4 separate regions of the Homo sapiens genome follow, and regions 2, 3 and 4 are each linked to region 1. The links are chromatin contacts, found by Hi-C or POLR2A ChIA-PET in ENCODE. All regions are on one chromosome and are shown on one strand. Each heading gives the region's core, a stretch centred on a gene start or an enhancer-like site at or near the end of the contact. The rest is flanking DNA. Distances are from core to core; before and after follow the strand shown.

What was found. A loop is a pair of places that touch in the nucleus more often than their neighbours do. ChIA-PET counts read pairs that join two places held with the same protein, here RNA polymerase II (POLR2A). Pooled maps may share reads with other maps.
Region 2: a loop to region 1 is called in a map of B cell, with 24 times the contacts of the local background. The contact joins the promoter of PIK3CB here to the promoter of STAG1 in region 1. A Hi-C loop is called at or near these places in 3 of 168 maps with a recorded cell type or tissue (B cell, CD4-positive, alpha-beta memory T cell and naive thymus-derived CD4-positive, alpha-beta T cell), 1 of 37 single-sample maps with no recorded cell type and 9 of 50 pooled maps. POLR2A ChIA-PET finds 5 or more read pairs at or near these places in 1 of 52 experiments (T-cell).
Region 3: a loop to region 1 is called in a map of B cell, with 19 times the contacts of the local background. The contact joins the promoter of RYK here to the promoter of STAG1 in region 1. A Hi-C loop is called at or near these places in 2 of 168 maps with a recorded cell type or tissue (B cell and naive thymus-derived CD4-positive, alpha-beta T cell) and 8 of 50 pooled maps.
Region 4: a loop to region 1 is called in a map of CD8-positive, alpha-beta T cell, with 5 times the contacts of the local background. The contact joins the promoter of MRPS22 here to the promoter of STAG1 in region 1. A Hi-C loop is called at or near these places in 1 of 168 maps with a recorded cell type or tissue (CD8-positive, alpha-beta T cell) and 9 of 50 pooled maps. POLR2A ChIA-PET finds 5 or more read pairs at or near these places in 1 of 52 experiments (A673).

The regions. Positions count from the first base shown.
Region 1 is chr3:136,751,060-136,753,904 of GRCh38, forward strand. STAG1 (STAG1 cohesin complex component) reads right to left here and starts at 1,319. Exons shown (of 34, transcript NM_005862.3): 1 at 1,136-1,319. STAG1-DT (STAG1 divergent transcript) reads left to right here and starts at 1,612. Exons shown (of 1, transcript NR_185911.1): 1 at 1,612-2,845. RefSeq lists silencers at 643-1,022, 1,343-1,572 and enhancers at 764-1,695, 1,583-1,902, 1,696-2,627.
Region 2 is chr3:138,833,443-138,836,196 of GRCh38, forward strand. It overlaps PIK3CB (phosphatidylinositol-4,5-bisphosphate 3-kinase catalytic subunit beta), which reads right to left and starts at 1,486. Exons shown (of 24, transcript NM_006219.3): 1 at 1,253-1,486. RefSeq lists a silencer at 983-1,722.
Region 3 is chr3:134,249,457-134,252,156 of GRCh38, forward strand. It overlaps RYK (receptor like tyrosine kinase), which reads right to left and starts at 1,403. Exons shown (of 15, transcript NM_002958.4): 1 at 967-1,403. The coding sequence starts at 1,198. RefSeq lists an enhancer at 644-1,422 and a silencer at 758-1,577.
Region 4 is chr3:139,342,579-139,345,358 of GRCh38, forward strand. It overlaps MRPS22 (mitochondrial ribosomal protein S22), which reads left to right and starts at 1,442. Exons shown (of 8, transcript NM_020191.4): 1 at 1,442-1,620. The coding sequence starts at 1,449. RefSeq lists enhancers at 1,500-1,589, 1,549-1,843, 1,820-1,919, 1,930-2,049.

The DNA.
Region 1 (2,845 bases), core at 69-2,568:
AAACACTATTTTTGCGAAGATGCAAGTCTTTCTAGTCAGAATCACGAGAATAAACTCTATCCATCTTAACACCAACTTTAACAGCAAATAATTTTTTTTTATGACAAATTGCGTTTTTTTTTTTTGTTTTTTTTTTGTCTGTAAGTGTCCAAAACTATCCTATGACTTATACTCCCGGAGCACGATTCCCTGCAATGTGAAGAGAATCGACAGATAACATTTCAAATGTGGGTAGATGGGGGTGACGTGACAATCCTAAAACCTGAAAATTTCTTAGTACCCATACCATACAAGAAGAACCCAGTTCGGACCCTGCAAACGGGGCTCAGGTCCAACTCCAAGCACTCTAGTTTCCCACCCCGCCCCCACCTCGAGAAAGGAGGGAAAACAACTTTTATTGGCCTCGTCTCTCAGGGGACTGGCAAACTAGCGGGGCAGTGCTTAGGCCTGGACACGTTTCACAAGGAGGCCCCCGTCGGGGGCTGAGAGGGCAGATAGCTGGAAAGCCCAGCATTGATGCATCTCCCCCAGCCGCCACCCCGCTGCCCCACCCCGCCAACAAGAAGCCTGGGCCAGCCGCCCCGCCGAGCGACCCCCCAGGCCCCTCCGCTGAAATGAACTCGTTGTCATGTGACGCCGCCGCCGCTAAAACACCGCAGAAACGCAGGTCGGCAGGCGGCGGAAGGCATTCGCGCCAGCCCGCGTCGGCCCGGCCCCGCTGGGCGCGGGCGACTCCCGAGAGCCCGGGCGGGGGGGGGCGGAGGGCGGGCTTGGCGGCGGGCCCGAGCGCGCCACAAAGGCTTCCGCGCCTGTCGCCGTAGTGCCCGGGCGGGCGGGGGCAAAATTTTTGGTGCCCGCGGGAGGGGTGGCAAGCGACGAAGACGCCGGGGTGCCCACCGCGCCCACAGACGTCTCTCCGGGCACTCGGACGGCCCACGACCGCCGCACCCCGCACAGGCCCGCGCGGCCTCCCTCCCCCGCACGGGGCCCGCGCCCGGCCCGCCCGCTCGCCGCTCGCGCTCTCTCGCTCTCGCCCGGCCTCCATCTTGGATCGGCGCTTCCAGCCCCCGCGCCGCTGCCGCCGCATTCCCCCTCTTTCCCGCCCCCCGCCGCCGTCGCCGCCGCCCGCACTCACCTCAGCTGCCCATCCGGGCGCCGCCGACCATCGACCTAGTTTCCCCCCAAAAGTCTCCGGTGTGTTATTCCCGATGTGGGGGGGTTGTTACGGGGTGGTCGCCGGGGGTTCGGGAGCGGGGGCCGCGCCTTCAACGGAGCTGCAATCCTAACCCGCCATCTGGTGGCATTTTCCACACGCCAATGGCGCCGCTGCAGACTTGGGTCCGGACCGCCCTCTGCTGGCCGCGGTGCTCACTGCCTTGCTGACGGGACGGGCCTGCCCGGAAAGGGGAGGGAGCTGAGGCGCGAGCTAGGGGCCGCGGCAGGGGCGCGCGCAAACGCTTTCCAGTGGGGATTGCGCGCACGCGCACCAGCGGGGCGGGAAACGTGGCCGCTGCGTGGCGGCCCCGCCCCCACACGGAGCGCTCGCGCAGTTCAGCCAATCGCGAGAGGCGTAGGCTTCTGGATAAGGGCGCTGTGGACGGTTCTTGGGCCGCCCGCGGCTGGCGGAAGGACGGCCACGGTGGCGCCTGCGCGTCCGGCTCGCCGAGTTGCCGCCCGCCATTTTTGGAGCTTCTTGGAGATCTAGGCAGGAACCCGCCCCGGGTTCCTTCACCGAGGCTCCTCCCTAGGTCTCAGGGCCGGCGCTTTCCTCTGTTCCCGCCCGGCTCCTGCTGCCCCCATCCGCAGCTCTCGAGACGCCCTGCGGAAACCCGAGGGTGAGGCCGCGCAGATCCCTGCTCCTACTTGGATTTAGCAAGGGCCTCAGAGCTTAGCATTGTATTCGCGATTTACGGCTGACAAGCGCTTTCACCAGGCAAGAGTGAAAAGGTTTCAAAAGGACTATTGGGGACTTCCCTCGCCATTAATCTAGACGAAACACCGCCGGCCCTAGGCCGATTGGCGTCATCCTGCCTCTGTAAAGCACATCTTTCCGTGGTGTCGGCTTTGCATAAGGCGGCAGCATTGGCTAGTTTGTGAGAGGAGAATATAACTAGACTGAGAAGATAGACTCAGCTGTGAAAGTGGATTTCTCCCTCCACAACCTAGGACTACTTTCAGTAGCTCTGAAATACACATGAGAATCTTAGCCTTCTAGATGCCAAAAGAGAAATAATCAGTAAGGTGAAATCATTAACAAACTATTTATGTTTAACGTCGCCTCTTCCCTGATCTCCACCTGCCCGTCCGTGGCCATGGATCCCTACCTTTCACCTGCTTACAACTTTTCACCACAAAAGTGAATCCTTACTCTCCTGGATCATTAGCCCCATATATGACTAACTTCTCTATCGCTATAGCCAACTCTATTTCAGTATGGAATCGCTCAACTACTTTATAGTCTTAAGGGCCTGTCTCCAGTAGGTTACCCCTATTTGTGTTTTCTCTCTCAAGGGTTTGCAAGATGTGTGGCTTTTCGCTGGAGGAAGTCATAACTGACCAGATTGGATATGAATTCGTGACTGGACTCCTACTTATAATTTTCTTGCGTTTTCTTCTAATCTCTGGCTGATCTCCTATTTTCCACAAAGACTGTTTCAAGCTTTCCATGTTGTTAAAGATGCCAGTCCCAGTCCATACTAATAGATAAATTCATCCAGTTTCCTGGGCTCAGAGCTATGGGACTCCAATTCCGGTTTGACCTTGCCTCCATTATAAAATATCTGTGACCACCTCCTGTTCGTGATCCCAAAACTTCTAACCAAATTAACCCAGAACCCTTCTCTCC
Region 2 (2,754 bases), core at 236-2,735, 2.1 Mb after region 1:
TGCTACATTATTATGACTTAAACAGTTCTGCTTTTACCATAAAATCTTACAATGTAGCATAAAAATCCCCAAATGATTAATGAACTGCTGAGACCTCTGACTCGTTGGAGACAATTTTATTACGAATCATATCTCCAAACTTCCATTCAGTGCTTCAAAATAAGTACTCATTTAATTATCATGACTTCACCAGACAGTCACACTGCCCACAATGATGTTTACAAAAGCACTTGTCACTCCCTTTGGATGTAGCAATGCAGAAAAAAGAGTCTGTTTCCATACTCTTCGTGTGTTTATAACTCTGTAACAAGTGGCAGAGTTCAAGTGTCACTTGAGATGAAACAGCAAAGCACTTCAAGTTTACGTCCCACCATCTTTCATCCTAAGCGAATCCCGAATTTGCTCGGTTTCATTTCAGCAGTAATTCCCACTCAGTACCTGAGACAGGGTTCCAATTCAGCCCTGCGGGAAGAGACTGCAGGATTCTAGTAAGGGACTATAGGATTCTATTTTGGCCACTGCGAGGTTAACAGGCTCCAATATTAAGCAACTCCAGTATCGGTTACTGCAACACCAGAGCAGATCGGAAATAAATGTGCCCCCAAACGCACGCCAGCAGCCAGGAATTAGCAATAGCTAACACGAGATGCTGCAGCAGGGGTATCATTTACTTAGCACTTGTTCAGTTATGCCTAACCTCACAACAACCTTATGGTGTATGTATTATTATTTCCATTTAACACATCAGGATATTTTGGCCCAAGGCCCCAGGACTGGTCAGCAGCGGCGTTGGGATTCGAAAACATGTCCATAACCTAATAACCCTGGGTCCACGCCTCTGAAATACACTTCTGCGCAAAAAGGCACCTGAGGGTCGGGAAGTTCCGGAGGTGTCCGCATAGACGCGGGGCGCGAGTACGCCGTCTCTCCACAGAAACGCCCCTCAGGAACGGGACCCAAAGCGACAGTGACCCGGGACGCCCGGCAGCGTCTCTGCCGCCCAGGGGCCGGGGGGCGCCACTCACCTTGGAGAGCCCAGGGCGGGCCGCAACCAAGCCAGACGCCCCCACCGGCCGGTAGGCGGTTATCCTCCAAGCTGGCAGGAAGCGCGGTGCAACCACAAGAGTCGCCAGCGCCGCAGGTAGCGGCAAGCTAGAACGCACCGCCAGCACGCCCGGGGGCACCGCAGCCGGCGCCGCGACCCAGCCGCCCCTCAGCCGCGCCGCATCCGGGTCCCGGCCGCCGCACTCACCTGCCTGGCGTTCCGCCGCCGCCGCCTGCTACTATTCCAAGTGCGCAGTCAGCAGCCCAGGCCGCCGCAACCGCTCCACTCCGGCGCCCCCATCCCTGCCTCTCTCGATCACCTCCCGCCTGCCCCGCGCAGCACTACACTCGCCCCCTCCCCACTGCCATGGCCCGCTCCGCCGCAGCGCCGCACAGGCCGACAGAGCACGCGCGCGCCGCCGCCGAACCCGCGCCCGTGTGCGCGCGCGCCAGCCTCTCAGGCCTGCATCCCAGCAGCCCCCGCCCCGCCCTGCGCCGCCCTCGGGCCAATCCCGGGCCCCGCGGTGGCGGCGGCGGCGGCGGCGGCAGTTGGGCTGGCAGGGTGTGGGGAGAGGCCTCACTGCCGATTCCTCTACCGTTGCCAGCCCGGCTGCGACGCTGCTGCACGGCCTTTCCTAACTCTCTTTGCGACTCCCAGAGGACTGCGGAATAGGGAATCCCCGGCAAGTCGCCTTCAGGAGAGACCCATCACCCGCTGCGGCCTCCATAACCTCCTCCCGAGAGATTCCGCTCTTCCTAGGTTCCTTGCTGGCCTTTTCTTCCCAGCCCTTCTCCCTGTTCTGCGACATGGACTGACTCCTAAATTCTTGGACGCAGCACTTATTTTTTTCCCGATACCCGTCTCCGTCTTTCACTCCCTTTGTGAGGATAGGGCGCTAGCTCGGCTGCCTCACAGCTGGCCCTTCAGTCCCTACACTGTGAATGGTTGTTTCTAGGGAAAAGTCCAGGCTTTCAAGCCCAAGATTCTTGTTCTTTGTTCAATTTTGCAGTAACAACACCTAACATTTGTCTGCAGAGCCTTAAACTTTACCCCTTTTTGCCTACCTTGTTTCCTGTTACCTTTGACCCCAACCGCGAAAAATCACAGTCCTCTTTCTAGTGGGACACTTAAATTTTACTTACTGAAAACCAACATTTTAACTCACTCCAAAGCTAGTATATTCTAACGTAATGCTCCTATATTACCCTGGACAAATAGTTGAGTAGTCAGGGATAAAATCTAGAAGTACAACATAATAAAAAGCAAACGTGACAAATCAATTAAGTGACAAACCAATAGTTTATTTGAGAAATGATCCTAGTTTTTTTATTTTTTATTTATTTACTTATTTTGAATGAGAGTTTCGCTACTGTTGCCCAGGCTGGAGTGCAATGGCGCGATCTTGGCTCACCGCAACTCTGCGTCCCCCGGTCAAGCGATTCTCCTGCCTCAGCCTTCCTGAGGATTACAGGCATGCGCCACCACGCCTGGCTAATTTTGTATTTTTAGTAGAGACGGGGTTTCTCCACGTTGGTCAGGCTGGTCTCGAACTCCCGACCTCAGGTGATCAGCCCGCCTCGGCCTCCCAAAGGGCTGGGATTACAGACATGAGCCACCGTGCCCGGCCAATGATCCTGGTTTTAATTGACTTTCGATTTAAAGCAAGAACATTGAAAAATAAATTCCAGAAGAGGCTGTAATACCAACAC
Region 3 (2,700 bases), core at 153-2,652, 2.5 Mb before region 1:
TGAAATAAAGATACTGCCATAATAACAAAAGAATGCAAACGTCTAGGTACCAAGGACTTCCTTTTTGGGGGGTCGTTCCTGTCAGATCTTCCTCTAAGGGGTCATTTCCAGAATCCACAAAGTCCTAACATAAGACCCCAGCAATTTTTCAAATTAATTCCCCAAACAACAAAGCTAAGCAAGTAAATGGAACCACAAACCGACCCAAGACTAAGTTCTTGTTTCCCTTCAAGATACTCAAAAGTAGGAGAGTGGCCCAGAAGTACAGAGTCAGTCCAAACTCCCAACACACCCAATGCAAAAACCAAAAAGGTATTGAAACTAAAAAGGTCTGCTACCTGGCGATTCATTCACTAAAAATATGCTTAGAATCTAAGCATATGCTCCAAATCTACGTCCCAAGAGTTGGAGGCTGCCACGAACATTTGGTGCCCTTATAACCTCCCCTTCTTTCTCTCTCGTTTTTTTTTTTTTTTTTTTTTTTTTTGTAAAAGGGTAAGCACAGAGCGTGGCCTCTACTGGAGCATCAAAACCACAGCAAAGGGTTTGCAAGTTCAGTCTAAAACGTGAATTTCGAGATATTCAAAATCGAGGGCCCTAGAGTGACACACATAGAAAGCGTCAAAAAAACTTCGTGCAGCAAGGAAAAAAAGTTGTAAGGGTGACTGACTCTTCTAGGGAGAAGGGCTAAGGAGGCAGTGAGGAGGATGGGATGGGGTGAATCTGGGTCTATCGCGGCGGGGCAGCGAGGGCGGCACGAAGGCTGACCCAGAGCTGGGGACCGGGCAGGGACCACACCTCCCAGCCAGCACGGCAGGCAGAGACCGGGCCGCGAGGCGAATCCGGGCGCGGGGGGCGGGGAGGGTACTCGCCCGAGGTCCACGGCTCGCAGACTGATCCGCCGGCGGCCGGAAGCTGCCCCAGCCGGCCCGACCTGCCCGCCCCGGCCTCGGCGGCCCCACTCACCGATCAGCCGGCGCACCTCGTCCTCGCTCAGGTAGAGACTCACGCTGGGCCCCGCGGAAGCCGACTGCAGCTCCGGGGGCCGCGGGGCGGGGGCGGCGGCAGCGCCAGGCGCGGGCAGCAGCGGCAACAGCGCAAGCAGAAGCAGCAGCGGCGGCGGCGGCGGGGCCCTCAGGCCGCGGGCCCCCGGGAGGCAACTCCGGCCCGGCCGCCCCAGCCGCGCCGCCCCACGCATGGCCGCCGCCGCCGCCGCCGAAGAGGAGCGTCGGCCGCCCGCCGCACCGCCGCCCACCCCCGGCCCCGAGCCGCTCACAGCCCCGAGCCGGGGGCGGCTGCCCAGCTCATCGCACCGCCGGCCCGTGGCAGCCAGCAGTGGCTTCAGACCTCCGGAGCGCGCCGCCGCCGCCGCCTCCTCGCTGCATCGTCCGGAGTTGGGGGCTGCCCGCGGGACGCGCCCGTGCGCGCCGCCGCCTCCCCGGGAGCGCGCACGCACCTTTCGCTCTGGGCGGGCCGGCCTGGGCAACGCGCTGGGGTTTTAAAGTGCCTCGGCGGGCGAAGGGCTCGGGTCACCCTCTCCGCAAGAGCCGGTCCCCGCCCCACGCGGTCACTGCGTCTAATGTTTGCTTGTCTATTGTCTGTAACCCTCCTTTCCCGACGGACGGGCCAGGCTGGAGCCACCGGCCGCGCCTGCAGCTCAGTGGGCGCCCCAGGTCCCCGGAAACGCCTGGATGCGGCCGTTCTGGTTGCGAAAAAGCAGCATGCTTTCCTGTTTAGTGGGAAAACTCAAATAAATAGAAATCATCCTTTATCTTACCATCGGTGATCAACTTTATCGTTTCCGTATCTATTATTAGAATTTATACTACATATATTTGTTTTCCAGAAAGATCTTAGCACGCTTTACTAACCCTATTTTTACGTTACAAAATTTTATTTATTTTTATATTTTTATTTATTTATTTTGAGACGAAGTCTTGCTCCGTCACCCAAGCTGGAGTGCACTGGCACGATCTCGGCTCACTGCAACCTCTGCCTCCTAGGTTCAAGCCATTCTCCTGCCTCAGCCTCCCGAGTAGCTGGGATTACAGGCGCCCGCAACCATGCCCGACTAATTTTTTTGTATTTTTAGTAGAGACGGGGTTTCACCATGTTGGCCGGGTTGGTCTCGAACTCCTGACCTCACGTGATCAACTGACCTCGGCCTCCCAAAGTGCTGGGATTACAGGTGTAAGCCACCGCGCCCTGCCAAATTGTTATTTTTTTTATAATCGTTCTGCATCACTATAATCAACCTGCCTTTGGGGTTGTTAATCTGTGGTCCATACCAGGCTTCGACAGCCTTCCAATAATATGAAACTGTGTGCAAAAGTGTATGTGTCTCCGTGCGTATTTGTGTCCACGTCCATGTTTCTGTGTGTTGTGTGTATGCTTGATTGCACACAGAGAGGTGGTATGTCATCATTTGTTCTAGGGAGTCCTTGTGCCCTCAAAGAGGTTAAGAACTGCAGATAGACCTCGTGTACTTAAAGGCGGTGGAGCCAGCCAGTGCATGGACTTCCGGGCCTCCTGATGTATTTTTGTGAGCCGCCCACCATCGCGGTCAAACTTGCACCAGTGCCCCCTCTCTTGGTGAGGCTCCAAGGGCCCCTGCCCTGTCCTGGGACACCTCGTCCCTGCGGACAGGCCCCCGTCCTGACCCCAAGGCTCTCGCGGGGCCGTGCCTCGGGGAGCAGCTGC
Region 4 (2,780 bases), core at 192-2,691, 2.6 Mb after region 1:
TCATTCATCCTGCACTAAGTGTCCAATCAGCTGTGTCCAGGAGGATGTTTACAGGAAAAACATAGCCACTGAGGCCTGCTCCCTCAGCTATGGGAAGAAAGTAGAGGGTTCATTTTCAGAGAAAAGGCATGGGCTGGGAGACACCTGCATTCATCCTGCCACTAGTCTCTGACACCTGCTATCATGTAGGTGTAAGCATTGGGAAGTGCAGGGCAGCAGACTTGCCTAAATAGGCACCAAGCCTAGTGCTCTCCCTTCCCCTCCCAAATAGGGAATGAGTTCATAAACAGCACTGTTAATATTAATGCTAAGTTGGGGGAAAATAGCTGAGGCTGGAAGGTGAGTCTATTCATCCAGCTAAGTCAAACAAGAGTTTACTAACACCCTGTTTTCCCAGGCCTTGGGATAAGTGCTTAGCACAGGCACCAATCTATAGTCTAGAGAAGGATAAGACCTGCACATCCTGGATAGCTGGAAAAAATGTAAAGAATCATTTAATCATTCATTCATTTATTCAACAAAAGTTTGCTGTGCACGTAGATGTACTAGGCTAGGTGATATTGCAATAAAATATGTAGAGTCACTGTGTTCATGGGGTGAGAAAAAGAAATAAGCAGATAAAGAGCAAAATAACAGATTATAAAATGGGCTATAAAGGAAAGGAATAAGTGTTGAGACAGAGAATCAGGTGTATGAATTGGCAGTGGCAGTGGTGGTGGTGGTAATCAGGGCTTGGAGTCAGGAGTTAGATTTAGGGTGCATGTGAGCAGTGTGGATGGAGAAATTTAAGAAGTAGTTGGATTTAAACCTGAGGATGGGGGAGAAGGTTTGGGCAGGAAGTGGAATACATAAATTATGTATTTATTTGAGACAAGAGTCTCACTCTGTCACCCAGGCTAGAGTGTTTGTTTGTTTGTTTATTTGAGATGGAGTCTTGCTTTGTTGCTCAGGCTGGAGTGCAATGGCACGATCTTGGCTCAATGCAACCTTTGCCTCCTCGGTTCAAGCGATTCTCCTGGTACAGGCGCCCGCCACCATGCTTGGCTAATTTTTATATTTTTAGTAGAGACGGGGGTTTCACCATGTTGGCCAGGCTAATCTCGAACTCCTGACCTCAGGTGATCCGCCCGCCTTGGCCTCCCAGACTGCTGGGATTACAGGCGTGAGCCACGGCGCCTGGCCGGAAATTTGTTATTTAGAACGATGGAAACGGGTAGGAAAAAGAGCATATAGGGAAAAAGGTGTAAGTTTTAACTTTATGCATAGGGAAGGACATAAACACCGTCTACTTGTGAATAAGTAGTTTAGAAGAAACAATCTATAAGGGCCCGGAAGACTTCCGGCCCTTTCCGCCTTTAACTAGACTACATTTCCCAGAGTGCTGCAAGAACTGGGTGTGACTCGGAATCCCTCCCAACCACTTCCGGCGCAAGTGGCTTCTGATAATCATGGCGCCCCTCGGAACAACTGTATTGCTGTGGAGCCTCTTGAGGAGTTCTCCGGGCGTGGAACGGGTCTGTTTCCGGGCTCGAATCCAGCCCTGGCACGGTGGCCTGCTCCAACCGCTACCTTGCTCTTTCGAGATGGGGCTGCCACGCCGCCGGTTCAGCTCCGAGGCCGGTAAGTGACCTTCCGGACTTTCGCTGGGGCGTTCTTCTGGGAGACGTAGATCCTGTTTCTGGCAGGCGAAAACCACGCGATAGCCCCCGCGACACGTATCCTAGCGCTTCCTCAGATTCAGCTGTCTTCCTTCTGTACCTGTAGAGTTTGTCATCACCTGCATATCTGTTCATTCGTTCACTCACTCAACTACAGTGCCTGAGTTCCGCTCCGTGCAGAGCACTGTGCTAAGCTCTGTGGGATATGGCAAACTAAGACTGACACAGACATTTCCCTGTGGGAACTCATGTCCATGGGGAATTGGCAGTGCAGTGTGACCCGGGTTGTTATAGGGGACGCACACAGGAGAGGCACTCAAACTAGGTTGGAAGGTCAGGGAAGGGTTCCTGGCAAATATGACCAAAGCTGAGATCTGGTTAGCCATGCTAAGGAGAAAGCAAGAAGCTTCTCAAGCATAGGGGACAGTAGCAGATGTCCAGAAATGAGACTGAGCACAGATATTTGGGAACCCATTTTGGAGGTAGGATTGATAAGGCTTGATTAAGGCTTTGGATATGAGTTTAAAGGGACAAATTAAGATTGTTTCTTAAGTTTTTGATTGGAATAGAGGGTTGTCCCATTTACACCAAGATGAAGAAGATTAATTAATTGTTGGAACCGTTATTTTGGGGGCGGGGGTAGTGCAGGAGTAGATGAGATCAGGAGATGGGAAAGGAGGCGGAATTAAACCTATTTGGGACACATTAAATTTGAGGTGACTTTAAGAGTCAACTGTTTAGTATGGAGTTAAATATAAAGTGAGGAACATCGGAGTAAAAATGGTAACTAAAGGTGAGTGAATGGGTGAGACTGAGGAGAGAGTAGTGCTGAGCACTTGCTGTGTGCTGGATACCCTGAGGAACCCTGGGTGCCAGAGATGAGTATAAGACAAGGTCTGGTCTTCATAGAGCACATCACTTAGTGAGAGACATAGTGTAGGTAAGCAGACCACCTTAACTTTTTTTCTAAATGAGGTTGGAAGCCATTCGTGAATTTTAAGCTTGGGAGTAATCTTGATTACATTTTAAAGAGATTACTCTGGTTGCTCTGTGGAGAATGATCTGTAGTGGGGCCAGAATGGAGAAAGGGAGGCTGATGCAAGAGATGAGGATAGCCTTGAC